4 separate regions of the Homo sapiens genome follow, and all the other regions are linked to region 3. A link is a contact called in ENCODE Hi-C or POLR2A ChIA-PET data. All regions are on one chromosome and are shown on one strand. The core of a region is the stretch at or near the end of the contact, and the rest is flanking DNA. Distances in the headings are between cores, read along the strand shown.

Region 1 (3,831 bases), core at 844-3,343, 3.9 Mb after region 3:
GCAATAAATAGGGGGAAAAAATAAGTGCAGCTGTGTTCCAATAAATCTTCAGAGCTGAAATGTGAATTTCATTAATTTTCATATACAACAAAATATAATTCTTCATTTGATTTTCTTTTCAACCACCTGAAAATGTAAAACTATTCTTAACTCTTGGGCTGTACAAAAACAGGTGGCAGACCAGATTCAGCTCACAAAGGATCCCTGTCCTGCAGCAGAGAGGGATGGACTTTAGGATTGGAAATCAGACAGATCAGGTTTGAATCCCAGCTCTGCCAGAGTGGCTTTCTCACTCCGATGCCGGGCAGAGGTTCCCAACAAAAGAGGTTGTTTGTTGATGATTAACAGGGTCAGTGTAAGAATTAAATGAAATGGAAGATGCTAAAGCTCCTGGCACAGGGGATGTTCAGTCCTTACTCAGGGTCTCTTGGTCTGAAGTCCCCAGAGATAATTATCTCTACCTTAAGCTGTAAACACAGCATCTATTCATCAACATTTGTTATATTATTAATTAACTTGTTATCCCATGGGGGATACTGAAACAATGAAAAGTCTCCATCATCCTAGCCCTCCCTAAGATGGCAGGAAGAAGCTCGGAGGGGAAAGACCAAGAGCCAGAGGTAAATCAGCTCTCCAGATTCTGCCAAGACCAAGGTAAACCAAAGTGCCACCACCAGGAGAAAGCACAGCCTTCACCCTCTAACACATGACGCTAACAGGATCTACTGCCTTAAAGATATTGGGGGCATTAAGAGTCTATGGGAACTCTGGTACTGGGAACACAGTGCCTGGCCCTTGGCAGAAGTGCTGCCTCTGTCACCACCATGCATCTCTGAAGACCTGGGAAAGCGCCCTCATCAGTGTCCCCAAGCACTGAGCAGATGGGTGGCAGGAAGGGAGTGGTGTGACTGAATTCTTCAGAAGCATATTCCTGTACCAGATTCTGAGCAACAAGAAAACCTTGGTAAATGTACACTATTTGGGTGATGGTTACACTAAAAGCCCAGACTTCACCACTACACAACATATCCATGTAACTAAACTGTACTTTTGCCCCCTTCATCTATAAAAATTAGATAGTTTTTTTTTAAAGAAAATCCTGAAAGCCTTTTTCTGGTCCCAGGGGAACTCTTGCCCAGGCTGCTGTGCTGCTGCTGCTAACTAAGCTCCCAGAACGCTGCCGCTGGCAGTGTCTCCACCGGGAAATTGCTGAGGCCTGCTGAGCGGCTGAGGTCAAGGGTCTTTGGCCATGTATCAGCTCTGCTCCGACTTGCCGCCTCCTGGAAATTGACACCTGACTATGCAAAGTAGTTGAAATAGTCTTTGCAGAGCAAAGAAGCCGTCAGCGTTTTTCCGTGCTGAGCCTTCAAACTGTCAGATCCAATGGGGCTAAAAGAACAGGGGTGGGTAGTAATAGTAACATTAATAGACAGCATTTAAACAGTTTTTACCAGGCGTCAGGTAATTTATGTGCAACGACACCAATTATCTCATCTAATCGTCCCAACTCTCACTGTCAGAATCTCCGTTGTACAAATGGGGAAACCGAGGTCCTACGGCGTTAGGTAATCAATACGCGGTCTCATGACTAGTAACCGGGACTGGGCTGTCTCATTCTAGAGCCTTCCTTCTACACTCTCTCTCCGTCCTCTCACCCCTGCTCCCGTTCCTCCCCTTTGGAATTCTCTCCCGAGTCACGCCGGACTTTTTGGGTCTGGCGGAGGCCCACGGAGCACCTCCTTGCACAGCAAAGGCCCAGCGCCCTGGGACTGGCGTGCGCACGCACTCGGAAACAGGAATAGACGCGTAGACCTGTGCGCGCACGTGCAAGCAACACGAGTCAGGGGGTGCACAGGGGCCCCCACCTTCCTCTAGACTGCCCCCCGCCGGGTTCCACACGAAAGCCCCCGGCCACCCCCGCGGAGACCCAGCAGCCCCAGCCCGCAGCATTACCCAGTTGCGGGCCCGAAAAGCCTGCACGCATCGAGAACCCAGAGCGCCCCTGCCGCCGTACACCAGCACCCGGCGCGCCTCGCCTGCAGCCGCCGCCGCCGCCATCCTGCTCCTGCCAGCCCGGCTCCCGCAGCTCCGAATGCCTCGAGCCGGAGCGCCGCGCCCCGCCCCGGCCGGCCAACCCCGCCAAGAGGGAACGCGCGGCGGCCGCGCCCCGCTCCGCGCCCGCTGCTGCCGCCTAGCGCGCTGCCACGCTCGGGGCGCCCCGCCACCCGGAGGGACTGTAACTTCGGCCAGGCCCTGCCCCTGGGACGGGGACATCGGCGAAGCCCCTCCTCCCACCCGCCAGCAAGTGCTGGGCCTCGGGGCGTGCAGCGAGCCGGGCTAAGGGCGAGGAGGGTGGAGAGCGGGTGTTTTACGAGCATTAATTTGTGAAGTGTAAGCATGTAAAATATAGTATAGTACAATTTTCGACCACTGTTTTGGCAATTTTTTATTTTTAATTGTGCATCAAAATAGAGATTTAAGTATTCCCACCTGCCAAAAAAACAGAAGAGGTCGCTCCGCTCAAGGAGCTGAAAGTCCACCGCCGAGACGAGACAAACCACACTAGGTCTTATTTCTTCTATCTAACCGTAAATTTATACCCATTAATCCAAATGGCCCTTTTACTATATGCCACCCATCGCCAGACACAGATCCTGGCATTTTCTCCCTTGTATATTAGTTATTTCTGCCCATGGCCTGTATCTTTAACACAGAGCCTCTCATCTACAGCACTACTGACATTTTGGGCCAGATAATTATTTGTGACAGGTGCTGCCCTGGGTACTGTAGGATATTTACAGCATCCCTGGCCTGCATATACTAGAAATCAATAGCAAACCCCTACCCCTCACTCATAAGAATCAAAAATATCTCCAGATTTAACAGTTGTCTCCTAGGGGCAAATTCATCACTGATAGAGAACCAGAGCTCTAACACTCTCATAACCTTCTTGATAGCAGAACCCTGTATTACATACATCTTTGTGTCACTTCCCATCCACATATAACCTTGTACACAGCAGACACAGATGTTTGTTCAGTAAACTTGTGCCAGGTAAAGCATGCAGAAATATGTCACTAGAGAAGAGGATGCAGCCAGCAGCACATTTTGTTGTCAGAAGCTTCATTATCAGAAATAGAACTGCTAGGAGGCTGGATGGAGAGGAGAGCACCATCTATTTAGTGCTCCTTATATCCAAGGCACTGCGCTAAGTGATCTGCCTGTGCTATTTCACTTTACTCCACACGATAATCCTATGCAGATTAGAAAGCTGAGGCATGAGAGTCACAGACACTTGTCTGGAAGAGTGGGAATTTGAACACAGGTCTTCAATAGCTAGAGTTCCACTTAACCACACCTTTGTTCAGCAAGACAAAGGCTTGTTGGGAATCAAGTGTTTCCCTTAGAGTTTTTCTGAAAACAATTGCTTAACCCTCAAAACACCAAAAGTTGACACAGGTCCCTCACTGACGGCAGAAATATGACTCAATGATATTTACGCAAGTCCTGACTTGTCAAAGCATGCTTAATGTTAAAATAAGAACGTGAACTAACATTATTGATCACTTAATGTGCCAAGCAGTCTTCTGAGCCTTTTATATGTATTCTGTTATTTTTTACCAGAAAAACATTTGCTGTTTCAAAGTCACTGGGATGAAGATGAGCTGTTGTAATTCAAAGACCTGAATTTCAGCCCCAGCACTGACATCCAGTTTTTCATGAGAGAAATGGCTGAAATCGTGCATCTCCTGTTTACCTTAAAGGGTTGCTGGAGCATCAGAGGTGAGCAAGCATATGGTCAAAGCATTTTGCATTTTGTACATGGTAAAG
Region 2 (3,793 bases), core at 393-2,892, 3.2 Mb before region 3:
TTGAAGGCTAAATTTGATCCAAGATGAAAGTAACTTTTAAAAATTGCATCCTAGTTAAAGATATCAATATCACACAATTTTAAAAAAGAACTATTTGTATTCTACTCAAAGAGACAACAGTATATAACATTGGTTTCTAAAACAATATTTTCTGAACCCTTGGCTGTGTACTGACATCATATGCTGGGCTGAACTTTGCATATGTGACTCAAGAGAGAGAAAAGAGATGTATTCCCATCCTCAGTCTCTGCTCTACTGTAGAAGAGTACTGCAAGCTTCTAGAGACCCAGGTTTGTCTTAATTCTTGGTGATTTCAAGTCTAAACTTAAGATGGTTTAAAGAGTCTAACACAACATTAGAGTTTAGCTACGTAGATTTGTACTTTTAAATAGGACATAATGCTCTGTAGTTTTTTTTTTTAATGTTACGTTGATAAATCGTTCATTATTACAATTTTTAAAGTCAGAGGTATTGTAACGGGATACATTAACTACCCAACTTATAAAGACTTAAGTGTTTTCTCCCGTTCGCTCTTTTGGCTTTTCCTTTCTGGTTAAGAAACTTTCATTCTTTTGAACCCTGCAATTTCTTGGCTTTACAGAGCCCCAAACCCCAAAGACACCAAGATAAGACGGGCAGGCCGGTATGGGGAGGTCCCACAATGACATCAGCATTTGGAACAATTCAAACCTTCACCATCTCTTCTCAACCTCCTATGTCCTCGCCCCCCGTAAAAGATGCGCAGGACCTCGATGGACGAGCCCACCCCTGACCCTCTCAAGGAAAGACAATGCCAGGCTGGTTTTCGAGTTTATTGTCGGCACGCTCCCCCGATGGCAGGCAGCATCCGAGGCGAGCGCGCCTGAGCCTGGGCGCTCGGAGGACGAGGCCAGGTGCATCGGGCGCATCGTCGTCTCCCAGGCGCGTCCCGCTCGCCGCGAGGGAAGGCCGGGGTTCTTCCAACCGAAGAAAACCAAAACCGTCAACGCTCAGCTCCGAGGCCCGCAGGAGGCTTTAAAAATGGCCTCCTGACGACACTTCCTGCTCGGCGCGGACGGTAGGAGCCCTCGGAGGAGGCATCCTTCATAACGCTGGGGGCGGGGAGCGCAGGCCGGGCCAGCGGCGCCACACGAACGGCCCCGCGGGACGCTGCCACCCCCGCCTCGGTCGCCCCGGCGCGTCGGCCGAGTCCGCGGGGTCGCGGCGCACAAAGGCGAGCTGGGGGCGCCGGGCCGGACCCCGACCCTAGGCCAGGCCCGCGTACCTGCTCAACGCGCGCCAAGCCGCGGCCCGGGCCCCCACCCCAGCCGGTGCCCCACGCCCACCAGCCGGAGCCCGCGTTCGGCCTACCCGGTGCCACTTGCCACGACGCCAGCCCTCAGCGCGGGCACGCGGGGCCGCGGCCGCTCGACCCGCCCCGGCCTGGCCCCGTCAGGCCCCCGCCCCGCGCGCCCCCACGACCCGGCCGCAGCTGGCGCTTCGGTCACGTACACGCGGATCCGGGGGCCCTCGCCCTCCCGCTCAGCTACTTACCCGGCAGGCCGGATTCGGGTGCCAGGTCCCGGCGAAGGGGCGTCTACACCGCCGGCCGCAGACCGCCGGCGCCGCGCCCGCTGTAGGTCCCTACCCGGGGGGCGGAGCCCGCGCCAGCCCCGCGCGTGCGCAATGTGAAGCGGCGGCGCGGCTCCAGCGAGGCCGGCGCCTGAGGTCTCTAAGGCTGCGCCCGCCCCCGCCGGGCTTCTAAGCTGTCCAGAGCGGGGAGCCTCAGACCCAGCCGAGCCCCACTTCTGGGCTTAGAGCTTGACCCAACACGTTCGCACCGTAGCGAGCGAGGTCCACATTTAGCCATGCCGCAGGCAAAAGAAGGATTCGGCTTCGGTCCTGGCCCAGTCTGCCATCCCGGGGCGCCTGCCTTGTACCGGGTCCCGCGGAGGGCGGCCTTGGCGCCTGCCTCCCTGGAGCCTGCAGTCCTGCAGTGGGTGAGTGAAAGCGAGAGAAGAGGAGCTCAGGTCCTCAGCCTCCAAACTCGTCTTCTTGGAGAGCTTCAGTGAAGGAGATGGCCTTGAAGTCCTGGGTACAAATCCTGACTCTCCCTACTCCTTTACATCTTAGCTGCTGGACCTTGGCGAGAAAGTCCCCTGACCTCTCTCAGTGTCTTCATTTCTGAAGACGGGGAAGGTCGTATGTGAGGCGCAAAGCCTCCTCTAGCAGTTGGGCGTTGCGAGGGTCAGAGGGGACAATGACTGTGGGAGTCTGGAGAGGGTGTGAGCTCATTTAATGCCAGAGTTTCTTTCCTGCCTCCTGGACTTCGGTGCTATTTTGGGCGAGCCAACTGCCCTCTAGATACACCTGCATCTACGGTCCGGAAGGAAGACATATTTAGAATAGAGCCTCTAAGAGGAAAGAAGAAGACCATATTGCCAGGTCCCGCACAATCAGTGACTCCCCACAAAGTGAAACAGCTCTCCAGCAGGGGCAGGTTGAGGCATGGGAGCAGCGTCACTGGGAAGTACAGTTTCTTCGGGATGAACAGCTAAAGTTTATTTCAAAGCTCTGGAGGCGGGGGCGGGGCAAGGCTGGTTTCCATCACCTTCCTGTTGGCGGCCAAAGGTCGGCGTGCACGGACAGCGGCCAGTATGCTGCACGGAGGAGATGTGGGCCTGGGCAGTACTGCCACACGGAGAAGCGGAGTTGAAGAAGACAGGCTCAGCCACAAGTCCAGCAGCTGGGCAAAACCTCCACCACTAAAGTATCAGGAGCTGGGCAGAGAAAATAGCAGCCCAGAGAGCAAATCCTTCTTCCTGCCCTAGGCTGCAGTGCTCCTAACCTCGGTCCTGATCAGGGAGCTGCTAGGGTCCTGGTTTTCTATCTCCTAGGGCTCAGAAAAGCTAAGGAACCTCTTCTCAGAAAAACACATTTATGTGCAGATAGCACCTATCAGAGAGAATATGCCAGAGAGTTCAAAGTCTCCCTCAAGAGTAGGGTCAAGTTGGGAAAGGCATTGAGAATCCAAACTAGGAGCCACTGCCTGAAAATCTCTAGTGGCAAACAGAGCCACATCAGGAAAAACTATTAATTCTAAGTATTGGAGAATCTGAGGTCTAGACATTAGAAAATTGTCCTAAACTTTATAAGGAGAGGCAACTCTCCTTATAACTTCTACTCATGCATCACAGTTCTGCCCTCTTAAGTCACACAGAATTGATGTAAGGTACCTGTGGGTCTCCTGGGAGTTTTTCTGAAGTGAGAACTGGTTATAAATCCCAGTTCGGCCACATAGAAGTTGTGAGCCTGTCTGAACCTCAGTTTCTCATGTAAAATTCAGTGAAAAATAGGTCCTTCCTCCCAAGGGGGTTGTCAACATTAAACAAGAGAAAGCAAGTCAGGACTTATCACAGTCCCTGGCAGATAGAAGTGACTGTTAACTTACTCTTCAGTAGCCCAAATTCAGGGAGATGAAATGCTTTGTGGAGTGTCTGGAAATGGAGTGTTTACAGCCTGAAAAAGGGTCAAGGAAAAATAGAAACTACTTCAGCAGAAACCTTTAAGGCTGATGTCCCTAAAAGTCTTTTGATGCTTGCAAATGTGAATCATCACACGTTCCCTACACGTCTGCCCTTCATGTCTTCTTCTCCACCCCCCAGCTTAGTTTGCCTAAATTCCGTGGATCACTTCTGTCACGAGTTGAATTATGTTTCCCAGAAAAATACGTTGAAGCGCTAATATCCCCCACCCCCAACTTATGGATATGACCTTATTTGGAAACACGGTCTTTACAGATGTAAGACAAGGT
Region 3 (3,760 bases), core at 98-2,597:
GGACCCAACCAGATTTAACAAGCAGACAAAAACAACCCCTACAAACCAGTTAATTTTCCAACATGCTTTCTGCTTCCAGAATTCTAGACTGTACTGTGGTTTTCCATCCATCTCACTGACTGCTCTTTCCTGGTGTCTTTGGCTAATTCTTTGCCAATCCAGCTAAGTTTACTTGTTCCTGCTAATGTCCCTTTCACTCTGACATTTGGTACAAAATCCCTTCCCCTTTCCAGCCTCTCTTTCTGGACAGGGAACCTTGTTGCTGTCCTTTCCCTTCTCTACATTACTCTCCTGAATCTGCTCTCTTTCCTGTCCTTTCTCCACTTCAGTATCTGCTGTCACCTCTCCTGCATCTTTTCTCCACTGAATGACTCGGTTCTCTCTACCCCACCTTCCTGTCCCTTCTTACCTTAGAATGGTGACATGGCCTAAGTTACCTAAATCAGGCAATCACTGCTAGAAACAATACTAAAGTCCTGTCTCAGGTTTGCCTCCTTATCTTTGCGCTCCCACCCCCACGATGTCCAGCAAAGCATATTACACATAACTTGATTCAATTACCATTTAGTCATTTCTCCAAAGGATAAAGGCCCTTACCGCCCAGAAACCTTCAAGAAAGAAGGCAAACATAACTTCGATACAAAGTAAAATCATCAGATATGAGAATGAATACAAAACTGGCTACTGTTAGCGCCACTGTTTCCAAACCAGTTCCTGTAAGAACAATGCCTTAGTCTTGCTCATCAGACCGGGGTAATCACTGTGCCGAAACCATGACTGGCACGTAGTAGGTACTTAAACACTAGTCGGTAAAACGAACCAAAGGACACGCTAAGGAATGAACACTCTGTGCTTTGCACAGTCCGTGGCACACAGCTGCAGCTCCAAGAGGAAGCCACTGCAAAAGAAGCGCGCCCTTGGGTCCTCCCCTTCCCTCGCAGACCCCCAAACCCGGCGCGCTCCTAACCTTGGTGTCCACGTCGGCCAGGCAGTCTCTGCGGAACTGGTCGAAGAGCCCCTGGCTCTTGAGGTGGTTCACGATCATGGCCACGAGCTGCGGGTCCCCGGCGCCCGCACCCGCGCCGCCCGCCCCGCCCGCGCCGGGGCCAGCCCCGGGGCCCGGCGGCGGCGGCGGTGGCTGCGGCTGCGGCTGCGGCGGGGGAGGCGGCGGCGCCGGAGGAGGCGGCTGCGGCTGTGGGTTGGTGGCCATGGTGGCCTGTGCCGGGGAGGGCAAGGGCCCTGACCGGCGGACGATCCTGGGAGGCGGCGGCTGCACTGGTCCCGCCGCCTGAGGGAAGCCAACGGGATGTTGTTACGGAACCAGCGGATCCAGAGCAACCCCGGAAGTGAAAGGGAACTGGGGGAAAGGAGGAAAAGACGGTGACAACATTGACGAAAGTCCGGCGACGGAGGCCGCGAAGAGCCAGTTTCGACCGTCGCCGGGCGCAAGCGCCCTCGCGAGGCCGAGCTGCGCCGGAAGTGGCGGCGACTGTGGCGACGGAGACGACAAGACTGTGCTGGTCGCGGGTTGTGGGGTTTAGGTCACCGGCAGGGGTCTGGAGTCCCTGGAGGTTAGGGCTTCGACCCGCGCGACACCTGGGGCCCTAGGTCTGAGCGGGGGCAGTGCGTTTCTGGCCCCGCTTCATCCGCGACGGCATTTTAGGCCTGCCTCTCTTGCTCCAGTTTCCCGGAGCAGTGCATAGAGATCCATAGACATTTGTAATGCGAACCCTACGTGGATCTGCTCATTCTAACTTCGCCCAACCCTCTTCGTTCTTAGCCTGTGATCCTGCACTATTCTTGTCCCAGCAGGTAGCTCCAAGTTCCTTCTGTCTCTCTTCTGCCTGCACATACCATTTCCCCGTGGGGGTCCCTTGTTTCTGGCAGTGTGCCTGTGGATTAGATCCGATCCCTCCAGCCCGTTCTTCCTATCTGTGAAGACAAATCGACAGGCTTTTATTTTTAGGAGATTTGCTATTGATTACTATGATTATAGCAGGTAAAACATCTATAGCACATATTATGTACCAAGCGTGGCGTTAAGTGCTTTTACATGTATTAACGCATTTAATCTTTGGACAAACACTAAGAGCTAGGTCTGATTACTGTCCCCAGTTTGCAAATCAGGGAACCAAGGCTCAGATAAATTAAGTATGTTGAGTAAGATTACACAGCTAGCAAATCACCTGCTTTTGGACTGCATCATCTTTGAAATTATTATTAGTACGTGGTCAAAGCAACATAAATATTAGAAAATTTCATAATTACTAAATAGTGTGTGTAACTTTATTGAAAAATGCATATTGTTGCTTTTTAAAGTTCCTACATCTGTGGCTGAATATATCTTATTAGTAGGAAAAGAAGGGTTGAGCATCAATTCTATTCCTATTTGTAATTTTTATAGCTGTGTGCCCTGAGAAACCTTGTTCATATAAACAAGTACTGTGCCTAGGAATGGAAGAGTTTTGTTGTAGCAATATCATTCAATTCTTGACCTCAAAAAATTAGATTTGATTATCTATGAGCTGACTTCAATTAGGCCCTCCTTCTATTTTATGGAAAGCAAAGAGCTGAAAACCACCTGGCTTGCCAAAGGATTTGTTTACTTAATCCTTATTTTTTCACTCTTTCAGATTCTGGGAAATATACCAGATAGGTTTTACCAAGATACCAAATGACTATGAATTAGACCTGATTTTTTCAATGAGGTGTACCTTTCACCTGATATACTGAAAGTTTGGAGAATATCTAAACATTTTTCATTTTCATAAATAGTTTTGGATAAGATTTATTTTTGTTATCAGGTGGTTAAATTATGTTTTTGTCAAAATTTGCAACTGCAGATTTAGCTCATTCAAGTTCAAAATCTTTGTCACTGGGCACAGTGTCTCACGCCTGTAATCCTAGCACTTTGGGAGGCTGAGGCGGGAGGATCGGTTGAGTCCAGAGTTCAAGACCAGCCTGGGCAACATGGCAAGACCCCACCTCTACAAAAAAATAAAAGAAATTAGGCGGTGTAGTGGCGTGCACCTGTAGTCCTACCTACTTGGGAGGATTAGGTGGGAGGATCACCCGAGCCCAAGAAGTCAAGTCTGCAGTGAGCCATGATGGGGCCAGTACACTCCAGGTTGAGCAACAGAGTGAGACCCTTCTCAAAAACAAGAAAAAAAAAGGTTTGTTAAGAATGTTAAATGTTTACCTTATAACCTAATTAACAGAGCCCATTTTCATTGTCAAACTAGACAAATCAGATTTACTTTAAATCAGAAACAATTTGACTTCATTGTTTCAATTCAGAGTATCCTGTGTGTTTTGAGGAGTTTGATGAAGATAGCAGAGAGGAGAAAGTCATGGATATGAATCTTAAAAGATTAATTACTATATGCAGTCAAGGCTGGGCGTGGCAGCAAACCCCTGTAATCCTAGAGCTTTGTGAGGCTGGGGCAGGTGGGTGGCTTGAAGCCACAAGTTCAAGACCAGTAACAAAACAAAACAAAAAAGTAACCAGGTGTGATGTTGCAGACCTTGAGAAACTGAGGTGGGAGGATTGCTTGAGCCCAGGAGGTTAAGACTGCAATAAGCTATGGTGGTGCCACTTCATTCCAGCCTTGGTGACAGAGTGACACCCTGTCTCAAAAAAAAAAAAAAAAAAAAAAGCAGTCAAGATTACAAGACTAAAATAGCGTAAAATATAAATGTTTTATTCATTTTAAAAATTAGTTATGAGCCGGGCGCGGTGGCTCACGCCTGTAATCCCAGC
Region 4 (3,742 bases), core at 725-3,224, 3.4 Mb before region 3:
AGATTCAGAATGCAGACAGCATGTCCTCCTAATCAAGAAGCAGCCCTCACCGTTTTCAGAGCTGACAGACTACTGAGGCTCTCTGAAAAGCAGTTTAGTTTGCCATAAAGAGCCAGTCAATTTAATCCCTGGATGGTGTGAATTGCTCTGGGTGGCAGGAATGCTTTCCTGAACCTTTCTGATAAGGTCCTTGTGTTTTCTGACTATTCTCTAATCTGTAACTTTGGAAATGTGGATGGTGTCAATGTTTACAAAGGGGTGAGGCTGTATTCAAAACTTGCTGTCTCCTTAGTTGACCAGATCTTCATTGCTTAATACCTGAAAGGGATCCCGATACTAGAAGAAAGCATGGAAGGACTTTTTATGGGGGCTTGTGAATTGCCCTCTTAGGGGAAGACAGGAACCTCTCTGCCAGTCTCATTAAACCCTAATCACAGATCCTGGGTAGGCTGAGCTAGATGAAGAAACAGGACCTGTGGTATTTGGGGCAGGTGTTCATCGTATTCCTGCCAGCAGAGATGTGCTCTTGACATAAGTCAGTCACATGTCCTTGAGTCCTAGTCAGCACTGGGGAGCCAGTGTAGGGTGGATATAGATATGCAAGTGGTCTTACGTGGGTCCTGGCTGATCTAGAGTGGGGACTGAAATGTAGGGTCTACCTGCAGAATTGGATCCTTCATAGGCTTTTGGTAGAACCAGAGAGGGAAGAGAGGACAGCCTTTGGTGAACCTGTCAATGGGGAAGACTGAGTAACTGAGAACTGTTGATAGTTACTTGGTTATATGTAGTCTATGACCAAAAGAAACATCCGAGGCTTTATGATCTTCAAATAGTTTGAATACTTGGCCACACCACAGTGATAGGGCTTTTTTTTTTTTTTTTTTTTGGTCATAGAATGACTTAAACAGAATCATGATGCTTTGAATTCTCTACATATTTCATCTTTTTCTATACTTGAGTGATCTTGGCCCTATGGCTTAAACCTAAGAATCCTTGTTTGGTTCCCTTTTCAGGGAAAAGGTCTAGGCCTCCTGTTCACTGGTGTCCTGGTGGCAACCTGAAACAATGTTAAGGGATGTAGACTGGGGAACAGACCCCCATCAACCTTGTTGCAGGGACTGTGATAATGCACCGTGAGCCCTGTGGTTGGAATATACTGTTGCTGTGGTCAGTTATGGTTTCTGGGTACCCAGGGGGTAATTTTGGGCTTATACACCACTGACAGGGAATTGACACACTTGTGGTTTTTTTCCTTATCTCTTATGCCTTGTCCCTTGATACAGGAAGAAGTCATAGAAATTCCTCTTAAAGAATTGGCACTAATTTCTCAGCATGCAGAGATCCTTCAGGGACCAAGGTTCTCATGGTTGTCTGCTTCGTGATTGAAATGGATGTAGAACCCAGCTGTTTTGAGAGCCACTCATGATGGTAGCAGTGCCCATACCGCTAACACTCCACTCCCAGCTGGCTGGATATCAAGTCTTTCAGCTTCCTCTGACAGTGGACGTGTGTGATGGAAGCCTCTGGGCTCCAGAGTGTCTGCTGGAGTAATCACTGGGGCAGTCAGAACAATAGTCCCTGAGCTCCTCTTATCTTCCTCTGCTCATGTTGAGGTCTCTAGATGACTTCACTTCCTGTCAATGTCCTTCCCTTCTTAAACCACCATGAGTTTGCATATTCCACTTCTATCTACCAAGAACACTCTAGTTCATGACTGTCACTCAAGGAGGCTTTCAAATTAAGATTCACAAGTTTGCTGGCTCTGAAGTTTAGAGGCAATCTTTAGCTTGAAGAATCCCACCTGAAGGTTTAGGGAGATATAAGGACAGACATAAATGTAAATAACGGCAAGTAGATAGGAGTGTCTAGAACTTGGAGAGCTGAGATAATCTTGTAGAGGGTGCACTTCATTCCAACTGAATTCAAGACTACATCCTCTATATGCATCACAGGAACTGAGTCACACAAAAGAGTGCAGTTATGGAATTTGTGCTGTGGAAGCTGATGCCCTGGAGAATGAGAAATGGACCTCAGCTTGGCACTGACATGGAGAGAGATGTCTGTCACTTGATCTTTTTGTTGCCTAAAACTTGTGACTCAAACCATCTGTGTGGATGCACAATGCCAGGAAAGGTCTAGGTAATTCAGTAGCTGTGTATCTCACTGGCTTTAGAGTGTATTTAAGATAGGCTTCTCCCTTACTCATGATTCTCACCTTCAAAGAGCAACTCAGTTTGCATGACGAGGTAGTCAGAGTTGATTCGATCCCTGCGTGGTATGAACTGCTCCAGGCAGGAATGCTTTCCTGAACTCTTCTGATGAGGTCCTTGTGTTGCATCACTGTTCTCTAACCTGTATGAAAGTGTGCATATGTGGATATTTTTCCTAAATGAGCTCCTGGGGCTTCTGAATGTCCTGGCTCTTTCCCTGTCACTGAGGGACATCCTTTTCACCATTATGTCCTGGGACTTGCACCACAGCCATCGTGTCCTCATGCAGTACAGCCCAGTGTGGGTCTGAATGGCCTTCATGACTTCACATAGGCTACATGTGGCCCAATAGCATCCTATCTGGGCAGAGGCTGAGAGAACCTGCCCTCATGCTGCTTGTGGGTGAGTCCTTGGAGGACCGATTGCTGGCTCCTTTGCTGTGACCCCTGCACTGCTGACAGCTGTCCCAGCGTGTATTTGACTTCAACATGTCAAACTGACTATACGTTAGTTCCACTTACTAACATAGCACTTTCTGTTAAGACTTTACATTTCTAGAGCCTTCTAGGAAACGTGCTTAACCATACTACATAGCTTAGTTGATAGACATTTATCATGACTAAATTAACACTGACATTTGTAGAATTCCTAATCTTTAAAGAATTCCTGGTCTTATTTTAGGTCCAGGAGTCCATGTGCGGGACATGTTGTAGGTAAGCTGTGTTGTGGGATTGGTATACAGATAATTGTCACCTGGGTAATACATGTAATATCAATGGGTATTTCTTATCCTCCACCCTCAAGTAGGCCTCAGTGTATGTTGTTCCCCTCCCAGTATCTGTGGTCATCTTGTTTGGCCTCCCATGTAAAAAGAACATATGTATTTGTTTTTTCACTTCTGTGTTAGCACATCTAGAGGAATGGTTTCCAGCTCCATATTGCTGCAAAGGACATGACCTCATTCCTTTCTATGGCTTCATAGTATTCCACGGTGTATATGTACCACATTGTCTCTATCCAGTCTACCATCTGTGGGCATTTAGGTCGATTCTGTGTTTTTGATATTGAAAATAATGCTGGAATGAATAGACACATGCCTGTCTTCATGGCAGAACTGATACAGGACAGGTAAGGCCCAGAATTGGGGCTTAGCCCAGAAGGGGTTTTTGGCTTCATCCAGGAAAGAATTCAAGGGTGAGCCAATGGTATTAGACAGCTACTGTTATGGAGGTGGCAGGATAGGATACAGCAGTGGCAGAGGGTATAGCTCCTGGTGGAGCAGGGCTTATCCCATAGGCAGTGAGCCCAGAGTAGCAGCTCACAGGCACTTCTGTACTCATACCCCCTTTTACTATATGCAAATCAAGGGGTGGATTACACAGAATTTCCAGGAAAAAGGGTGGTAACTTCTAGGTGGTGAGGCTGTTGCCACGGAAGCGGGTGCTAACTTCTGGGCATTGCCTTGGCAACAGTAAACTGACATGGCACACTCGGGGTGTCTTATGGAAAGTTGCTTCTGCTAGCCCTGTCCC

What was found. Hi-C counts contacts between places; a loop is a spot of excess contacts on that map. ChIA-PET counts read pairs that join two places held with the same protein, here RNA polymerase II (POLR2A). Pooled maps may share reads with other maps.
Region 1: a pooled map shows a loop between it and region 3 (6-fold over the local background). The contact joins the promoter of QDPR here to the promoter of BOD1L1 in region 3. A Hi-C loop is called at or near these places in 7 of 50 pooled maps.
Region 2: a loop to region 3 is called in a map of gastrocnemius medialis, with 8 times the contacts of the local background. The contact joins the promoter of ZNF518B here to the promoter of BOD1L1 in region 3. A Hi-C loop is called at or near these places in 4 of 168 maps with a recorded cell type or tissue (CD4-positive, alpha-beta T cell, CD8-positive, alpha-beta T cell, gastrocnemius medialis and 1 more) and 11 of 50 pooled maps. POLR2A ChIA-PET finds 5 or more read pairs at or near these places in 1 of 52 experiments (activated B cell).
Region 4: a pooled map shows a loop between it and region 3 (10-fold over the local background). The contact joins the enhancer-like site here to the promoter of BOD1L1 in region 3. A Hi-C loop is called at or near these places in 5 of 50 pooled maps.

The regions. Positions count from the first base shown.
Region 1 is chr4:17,509,997-17,513,827 of GRCh38, forward strand. QDPR (quinoid dihydropteridine reductase) reads right to left here and starts at 2,094. Exons shown (of 7, transcript NM_000320.3): 1 at 1,954-2,094. The coding sequence starts at 2,058. RefSeq lists a silencer at 1,723-2,302.
Region 2 is chr4:10,455,784-10,459,576 of GRCh38, forward strand. ZNF518B (zinc finger protein 518B) reads right to left here and starts at 1,643. Exons shown (of 3, transcript NM_053042.3): 1 at 1,534-1,643. RefSeq lists enhancers at 709-768, 751-1,566, 829-988 and a silencer at 1,119-1,758.
Region 3 is chr4:13,626,378-13,630,137 of GRCh38, forward strand. BOD1L1 (biorientation of chromosomes in cell division 1 like 1) reads right to left here and starts at 1,348. Exons shown (of 26, transcript NM_148894.3): 1 at 968-1,348. The coding sequence starts at 1,210. It overlaps MIR5091 (microRNA 5091), which reads left to right and starts at 1,488; the gene lies at 1,488-1,580. RefSeq lists enhancers at 777-1,507, 1,345-1,504, 1,508-2,238 and a silencer at 1,005-1,204.
Region 4 is chr4:10,179,642-10,183,383 of GRCh38, forward strand. No RefSeq gene overlaps it. Among named protein-coding and RNA genes, the nearest start is that of WDR1, 65 kb to the left of the region's middle. Within about 2 kb of position 1,975, at least 3 of the 41 ENCODE cell types and tissues checked have a DNase peak (open chromatin) inside an H3K27ac peak, as active enhancers do.